2 separate regions of the Homo sapiens genome follow, and region 1 is linked to region 2. Evidence: chromatin contacts called from ENCODE Hi-C data. All regions are on one chromosome and are shown on one strand. Each heading gives the region's core, a stretch centred on a gene start or an enhancer-like site at or near the end of the contact. The rest is flanking DNA. Distances are from core to core; before and after follow the strand shown. Region 1 holds the start of CAT (catalase). Region 2 overlaps ABTB2 (ankyrin repeat and BTB domain containing 2).

Evidence for each region. A loop is a pair of places that touch in the nucleus more often than their neighbours do. Pooled maps may share reads with other maps.
Region 1: a loop to region 2 is called in a pooled map, with 2.1 times the contacts of the local background. The contact joins the promoter of CAT here to the enhancer-like site in region 2. A Hi-C loop is called at or near these places in 1 of 50 pooled maps.

What each region holds. Positions count from the first base shown.
Region 1 is chr11:34,436,552-34,440,978 of GRCh38, forward strand. It overlaps CAT (catalase), which reads left to right and starts at 2,383. Exons shown (of 13, transcript NM_001752.4): 1 at 2,383-2,528. The coding sequence starts at 2,463. RefSeq lists enhancers at 2,196-2,245, 2,416-2,715.
Region 2 is chr11:34,337,389-34,341,738 of GRCh38, forward strand. All of the region lies in intron 1 of ABTB2 (ankyrin repeat and BTB domain containing 2), which reads right to left. Among named protein-coding and RNA genes, the nearest start is that of ABTB2, 18 kb to the right of the region's middle. Within about 2 kb of position 1,948, at least 3 of the 41 ENCODE cell types and tissues checked have a DNase peak (open chromatin) inside an H3K27ac peak, as active enhancers do.

The DNA of each region.
Region 1 (4,427 bases), core at 1,133-3,632, 100 kb after region 2:
ATTTTCATTGAGTTCTGAAAATTGACTTCAGAGAACAGCATTTTTAAAATAACATTTTTATTTATATCAATAAAAATACCCATGAATTCATATGACTAAAATATTAAAACCTAGAACCCAATTTGTTTACCTAACCAATCACTTGCAATTACCTTTAGGTAATTGTATTGGTTTGGTTTCAAGTATTTTTTAACTAGGGCTGATTTTAAGAAGTGTTTTCATTTAAGCTGTAATTATAGTCGATAGAACTTCCACCTAATATGTGACTTTTTTTAATTTTTAATTTTTTTGAGATGAAGCCTCACTCTGTCACCCAGGCTGGAGTGCAGTGGCACAATCTTGGCTCACTGCAACCTCCGCCTCTTGGGTTCAAGTGATTCTCTCGCCTCAGCCACCTGAGTAGCTGAGACTACAGGCGTGTGCCACCACGCCCAGCTAATTTTTGTATTTTTAGCAGAGGTGGGGTTTTACCATGTTGGCCAGACTGGTCTCGAACTTCTGGCCACAAGTGATCCGCCTGCCTCGGCCTCCCAAGGTGCTGGGATTACAGGCGTGAGCCCCCGCACCCAGCCTCCTATGTAACATTATAAATTTATTGTCATTACTTGTAAGCCTGCCCTTTATTTTAAAATACAAGATATGACAAGATCAGAAACCAGTCTTGTTTCTCCATTTCTTTCTCTAGAAATAATTCTTTAGGAATTCAAATCCATAGTAACAAAAACAAAGGAAAAAAAAACATGCTTTTTTTTATATAATGAATAAAGGTTAAGAAATGACTCCAGGTCTCTTATTTATTTTGTTGATATTTGTGTTGGTTAGTTAAGAAGATGATTTGCTCGATTATTTCAACATTTATTTATTCAACAAACTGTGGACTTTGGAGATGAACAGCTGAAGCTAGAATCCTGACTATCCCTTAATAGCTGTGTAACTTTGGGCAAGTTATTTAACCTCCCTATACCTCTGTTTCCTAATCTGTAAAATGAAGATAATATTAGTATCTAACTCATAGGGTTGTTGGGAGGGTTAACTAAGCAAATATACAAAAAGCTGAGAATAGTCCCTGGTATATAGTAAGTGCTCAATAAATTATGGATGGGAGGATCCTGACCCACATGGAGTTTACAGTCTTGGCAGTATGGATCGGGCAGGTAGAAAAAGACACCAAATTACACAGCCAACAGCATCTTTATAATTGTTTTTAATATAGGAAAAGTATAGGGTGCTAAAGATCAATTTGTGGCTTTCTTTTCCAATGAACTGCTAAAGTTCCACTTTTATGCCCAAGATTCTTATCATACTTTTGTAAGATCAAGAACAACATGTGAAGTTTCCACTATTATATATCCACCCATTATATGTAGTTGTACTGGAAAAAATTAAAAGCTGATAACTTTTAATTTGAAGATGATGGTATATACTATGTATATATATTAAGGTGCTTAAAGATAAATCCTAGCACCTGAGGAGGTGTAGAAATCATTCAAACTCTTTGATTACAATGACAAACTAGTCAGTAACTTACTAAATATTGTACTATATATTACTAAGTATTTTACTCTTCAACATAGCTTTTTAAAGACACAAAGCTTTTCAAAATTCCTGCTTACCTGGGGGTAAAATTTGGGGAAGCAGATTTCTCCAGTGTTTAAAGAAGCCAATTTGGCAGTGTACCAGAGTTGAATACATTTTTCCCATCACAAGGGAATACATTTTTCCCATCTAAGTTAAGTTGTTTTTCTCTGGTAAAGGAGGAAATCAACACCCATCTGTACGGAGATAAACGTTTCAGAGTGTTTTTATATTAAATAATTAGTATACTAGTCTAGTAAGTGATAATCCACGAATAAGTTAAGAAGAGCTAAGAAAGAAAAAGAAAAGCATCCATCCATCCTTTGGTTGCAAATAATACTTACATTAGCGTATGGCAAAATTTAATTTTGTACAGAGTAATTTAACCCAGGATTGCTGACTTTTTAAGAGCTGAGAAAGCATAGCTATGGAGCGCAAGGCCCCACCCAGCAGGGTCTAAGTATTCCGTCTGCAAAACTGGCAGGCCACCAACGGCCGCGTCCCAGGGCGGCCTGAAGGATGCTGATAACCGGGAGCCCCGCCCTGGGTTCGGCTATCCCGGGCACCCCGGGCCGGCGGGGCGAGGCTCTCCAATTGCTGGGCCAGAGCGGGACCCTTCCTTTCCGCACCCTCCTGGGTATCTCCGGTCTTCAGGCCTCCTTCGGAGAGCCCTGCTCCGAGCCCATTGGGCTTCCAATCTTGGCCTGCCTAGCGCCGAGCAGCCAATCAGAAGGCAGTCCTCCCGAGGGGGCGGGACGAGGGGGTGGTGCTGATTGGCTGAGCCTGAAGTCGCCACGGACTCGGGGCAACAGGCAGATTTGCCTGCTGAGGGTGGAGACCCACGAGCCGAGGCCTCCTGCAGTGTTCTGCACAGCAAACCGCACGCTATGGCTGACAGCCGGGATCCCGCCAGCGACCAGATGCAGCACTGGAAGGAGCAGCGGGCCGCGCAGGTACACTCTGTGCTCCCCGAGCGGGCCCGAAGGTCCGTTTAGAAAGCGGGGGCGTCGGCAAGTAAAGGCCCGGCTTCCCCCGGGGCGGCGCTTGGAGGGACTGTACCGCGGCTCACTGGGCAGGGGGGATCCCCTTCGGTGCAGACGGACTTTTACATTCGCCGAAGCAGGGGAGGGGGGTCCGGGTAGTGGGGCGCGGGACTGCAGGCTTTGTTGTCCGCGACAGGCTCGGGTGGTTGCTTCAGAATTTTGCACTTTTGCCAACTGGGACAGAGGTCGCAGCTTGAGGACAGATTGAGGGCTCATGGGGAAAGAGGCAGAGAGCTGCAGCTGCAAGGAAGTCAGTGAGGGGAGAAGTGGAACCAGGCTCTAATGGTGCCCTTCTTGAAATACTGTTTACACGCTTTCATAGTTGTGGGGTCCCAGCAGGGCAGGGATTGTGTTTTACAATCTTGAGGTCTCCAGCACCAGTCACAGTGACTGGTACGTACTATGCACATTATTAAACGACTAAATAAAAGAACTTTTACATTCATTGTCTCATTTGCACTTCAAAATGTCAAGCCTAGCATTTTAGAGCTGGGGGGTGACATTAGGGATTGATTAATGCGTTTATTCTATTCTTTGAGCACCTGTAGGTGCTAGGCACTGTTCGGGGCAAGGTGTACAAATTCCAGTGCGGCAAGAACAACACCCTTGAGAAGCTGAGAGTCTAGTCTGGGAGACGAGACACATAAACAGATGATTACACTCCAGCGTGGTGAGGGCTCTAATAGAGGTTATCTGTAGAATGTAGAGGGAGTGACCAGGTGGGCCGGACAAAGCAGGTGACATTTGAACAGGAATTTTTTTAAATGAGTAGGATTTTAACTTGGTGGTGGGGGAGGCATTCCTGGCCTGTGCCCACGGCTGCAGAGTCTCAGAGGGCATCTATGAGGAGGTTGGATTAGATGAGACCACATCTGGTCTGAGTCTACTGTTGGCAGATTGGCCCAGGGAGTCTAAAGGTCTTGCCCTGTTCCCTGGCTGCTGGTTAATGGTAGACAGAGGACTGCAGCCCTGTTTTCCCTATTCTGCCTAGTGCTCTTGCTCAAAACTCAGGTTCGTGAACTGGGGTATTAATGCTAAGTGCTCATGGATTGCTTTAATGGTTCCCTGTTTGGGAAAAGGCTGCCATTCTCCTCCAAGGGCCTGGAAAATCTCCCCTCTTGGCCCTGTTCTTTGTTATATACCATTAGGTTGGTTCATGAGCTCTTAAAGTAAACCAGAGAGAGGTAGAGTCTTAGTAAAGGATGTGCCACTACTTAGTGGCAGAGACAAGGTTAGAATTCAGCTTCTTGGACCCAAGACTCTTTCCTTACCCAGTGGGTGCAAATCCTGGTTCACACTGAAGTTTTCATGAATACTCGGTGAATTGAGAAAAGTGTGGACAAAGTAGTGAGATTTTTACAAAACAAAATATTTTCTTTTTCTTTTTCTTTTCTTTTCTTTTTTTTTTTTTGAGACGGAGTCTTGCTCTGTTGCCCAGGCTGGAGTGCAGTGGTATGATCTCCACTCACTGCAAACTCCGCCTCCCGGATTCAAGCAATTCTCCTGCCTCAGCCTCCCGAGTAGCTGGGATTACAGGTGTCCACCACCACACCCAGCTAATTTTTGTATTTTTAGTAGAGATGGGGTTTCACCATGTTGGCCAGGCTGGACTGGAACTCCTGACCTCAGGAGATCTGCCCGCCTTGGCCTCCCAAAGTACCGAGATTACAGGTGTAATATTTTCATTTTTAAAGGACTCCCCTTTATTCTGAGACTAGCTGCCTTCTTCCTTGTTTGGGAGAATCATGAACTGTTGAAGTCCCTGCTGTTGATTTACCTTACATAGTTGCCCATGTGAGAAATGGCTGA
Region 2 (4,350 bases), core at 698-3,197:
AGGACTGGAAAGGCCAAAGGGCCGTACCTTGAGGAAAGATGGCACAAGCAGCTTTCTCAAAAAATTCTGACACTGTACTTATAATGCAGGATTCTTATTTGACCCAATAGCCTAATGCTTTTGATTAAAACTTTCAGCATGGAAAACGTGGGCTTTGAAGTCTGACAGTACTAATCTCAAACGCTGGCTCTGCTACTTGTGTGTATGGGTGACCTCGAGCAAGTCATTTCAACTATCTCAAGGCCTCAGTTTCCTCATTTGTAAAATGAGGATAAATAATGTGACCTACAGCTCACAGGCTGTAGTGAGGATTCCACAAGATACTGCATGCAAATCACTAGTGTCCTGCTCACCTCATAGTAGGCATTCGGCAAATAACAACCTATATTTTTATCACCACCGACTCATCACATTTGGTTGGAAAAATTAAACGAGATAGCATCCAATAAACATTGGTTATCTTTCTAACACCTCTCCCCACCTCCCCCTACTCAAATCACCCTAACCATGATCTCCATCTTACCACCCACAGAGAAGACCCTCAAAGACTGGCCTTTCCCAAACTGTACATCCTCAAGAGGGTCCTTTGCCCCATACATACTGTGAGAGGAGCGCAGAATAAAATCCACCCCCAGTGATGTAGATGGAATTCACAAACCTGCCCGTTTATCTAGAATCGCCGCAAGAGTTGCTTTAAAAATACAGATGTCGGCCAGGCACAGTGGCTCACACCTGTAATTCCAGCACTTTGGGAGGCCAAGGAGGGTGGATCACCTGAGATCAGGAGTTCAAGACCAGCCTGGCCAACATGGTGAAACCCTGTCTCCATGAAAAGTACAGAAATTAGCTGGGTGTGGTGGCGCATGCCTGTAATCCCAGCTACTTAGGAGGCTGAGGGAGGAGAATTGCTTGAACTCAGGAGATGGAGGTTGCAATGAGCTGAGACTGCACCACTGCACTCCAGTCTGGGTGACAGAGTGAGACCACTTCTCAAAAAAGAAAAGAAAAAAAAAATACAGATGTTCTGGTCGGGAATGGCGGCTCACACCTGTAATCCTGGCACTTTGGGAGGTCGAGGTGGGTAGATCACTTGAGGTTAAGAGTTTGAGACCAGCCTGGCCAACATGGTGAAACCCCATCTCTACTAAAAGTACAAAAAAAAAAAAAATTAGCCGGGCGTGGTGGGGTGCACCTGCAGTCCCAGCTACTTGGGAGGCTGAGGTGGCAGAATCACTTGAACCGGGGCAAGGCTTGCAGTGAGCTGAGATCACACCACTATACTCCAGCCTGGATGACAGAGGGAGACTTCCTCTCAAAACAAAACAAAAAAACAGATGTCTTAGCCCCACTTTTACAGGTTTTCACTTAATAGATTCAGGGTGGGTTCCAGAATACTAATGTTATTTTCAAAACTTATTTATTACTATTACTTTTATATAGAGACAGGGTCTCATCAGCCTTGGAGGAAAAAAGCAGAACCTAAGCCTAGGAATATCAACAGTAGCAACAGTGGCAGTGATGGTAGCAAGAGCACTCCCTAAAGCCCCTTCCATCGTCTTGAAATCAGCAACAGTATCTACCTCTGCAGGATACTGTGTGGCTCAAAGGAGAAAATGCAGGTAAAACATTGTAACACATCTAAGTTCTTACTGTGTGCCAAGCCTTATGTTAACTGTTTTATATACATTTTGCTATTTTGTTTAGTCACATCATCCCTGGGAGGTATTTTTTAAAACACCATTTCTCGTCATCTTGACCAGGCTGGTCTCCAACGCCTGGCCACAAGTGATCCTCCCACCTAGGCCTCCCAAAGTGCTAGGATTACAGGTGTGAGAACCTGCACCCAGTCTAGAACATCAATTTTTAAAGTGCTTCAAGATGTTTCTGCAACCAGCCAGCTCCGGCAATGAGTGACTTAAGGGAAAGGGGAAGAAGTGTGTGGGCTCATGCTAGAGGTCACCACACCCCACTCCACACCACATCCTTCTGAGGCCTGAGGGGCTGTGGGGACAATGAAGGCGACCACAGCACAGATAACAAACAAAGCAACTATTTGGCAAGAAGAGTCTGAGTTACCCATTAACTATGAGTGATCTGTCAGTGCCAGAGAAGCCTCACAAAAGACGATGGTGTGGTCGCCTGGGAGGGCCCTCAGTGAGGACCCAGTTACACCAATGGCAACACAATCATGCAATATCCTGGCCTTGTGTCCTTCCTGTTTTCTCTTTGAGATTGGTGCTTCCCTGAGTAGAATCATCCCTGGAAAGCAGGGATATCATCATTTCTCGGTGCCATTTGGATTCCCCCAGTTTAAACTCCTCTCTTGTAACAATGGTGATGAAAATTACTGGATTCCCTACATATGATTCCAAGTTATTTGGATTTCATCACTAGTGGCAGATTTAGCACATTCTGGATGTTGGCAAACGAGTGGCAATTGCATAAATACATGAGCACTTCACACCACAAATTAATCCTATAGAAATAATCCAGCTCTGATTACACTGTTTGACTGGGTGGTGCTTGTTAGCTTGTTATACAGCTGGAACCAGCAGGAAGGAGGCAGGCTGGTCACCATGTGGGGTACCAGAATGACAACTGCACAGTCATGCTTTATGATAACTGCACAGTATGCTTCTTAGCCCCACCATCCTCCAAACAAACAAACAAACAAACAAAAACAAAAAAAGAAAAAAGGACAGGAAGGAAGGGAAGGGAAGAAGGAAGAATAAAAGACCACACAGAGTCCATAATATGCAAGTTTAACTTAGACACTCACTTTACACACTAAACCCCTTCTGGGTCGCTTTTTCTGACTAGACAGATAAGACATTCTCAAGGAGAAAATGCGAACAATACGTGAAAAAATAGTGCACCAAATGCCATTGCTGGGAAGCAACAATAATGAAGATGGCAACAGTAGCTCATACCTGGTGGCTGCTACCTGCCATGTGCTGGGCTAAATGCTTTACTTAGCATCATCCCATTTAATTCGCACAACCAGCCTGCCAGGTAGTTTTAGTATAATCGCCATTTCGCAGATGAGAAGATTGAGGTATTGCAAAGTTAAATAATTAGCTATATGATCTAGCCAAGTGACTGGGGGAGTCAAGGTGCGAACCAACCCAGGACCCAGGTGTGACCAAATATCTTTTCAGAAGGATCCTTTCTACAGCTCAAGAGAGGACTCTTTTGGTCCTACTCTTCTCAGAGATACTCCTCCCAAAGCCACCCTCAGCTAAGATCTCAGTGAAGCCTCTGTTAGACTCAGCCAAAGGACCACAGGTCATGTGAAGCACTAAAAACTTTAACCTCAAGTTCCAAGGAGCCCCAGATCCTGGCAGTAGCTGTCCAGGTGGCGGCTCTCCAGGTAGATACCAATAGGCCAGCTTTAGGCAAACACCTCTGAAAGAGCTCACCTCCCATGGTGGAAGAAACAGTCCCTGAATGAAAGCTCAGAAGACCTCCTAGTTCAAACAAACAAACATCCTCTGATTTATGACAAGAAGCCAGTCAACAAGCTCAGTAGGAAAGATGAGCCTTAGAGGAAAAAGCAGAACCCAAGCCTAGGAATATCAACAGTAGGAACAGTGGCAGTGATGGTAGCAATAGCACTCCCTAAAGCCCCTTCCATCATCTTGAAATCAGCAACAGTATCTACCTCTGCGGGATACTGTGTGGCTCAAAGAAGAAAATGCAGGTAAAACATTGTAACACATCTAAGTTCTTACTGTGTGCCAAGCCTTATGCTAACTGTTTTATATACATTTTGTTATTTTGTTTAAATAGTCACATCATCCCTGGGAGGTATTTTTTAAAACACCATTTTGCTGAGGAGGAAACAACTTGAGAGGGGCTAAGTGACTTGCCTGAGGCCACGCAGCTTGGAAATGATAAAACCCGACCTTGTGTCAAGGGTCCAGAGGTTAGAGCCACAAGAACCAATGGCCTTAATCTCCATTTCCATGAATCTTCTTGTTTCTGCAAACAGAGGGCTTCTGAGAAGCTGGGGAATGGTTGAAATTTTTAGACCTGTGAAAACCCAGAAAGCTGGCCCCAAGCGACCCACCACTGACCCACTCTAATGGCTGTATTGTTGCACAGAACTGTCTGCGATGATGGAAATGTTCTATATCTGCATTGTCCAATATGGTAGCCACTAGCCACATATGACGAGGGAGCACAAGAAATGTGACTTGCATGACTGAGGAAATGGTTTTTTTTAACCTTATCGAATTTGAATACATTTAAATATACACCTGTGGCAAGTGGCTGCCGTATTGAACAGAGCAGCTCTGTGGCTCCTCTCACTCACAGCTTGTCAGGTCTCCTGGGCACCACAAGATGGAA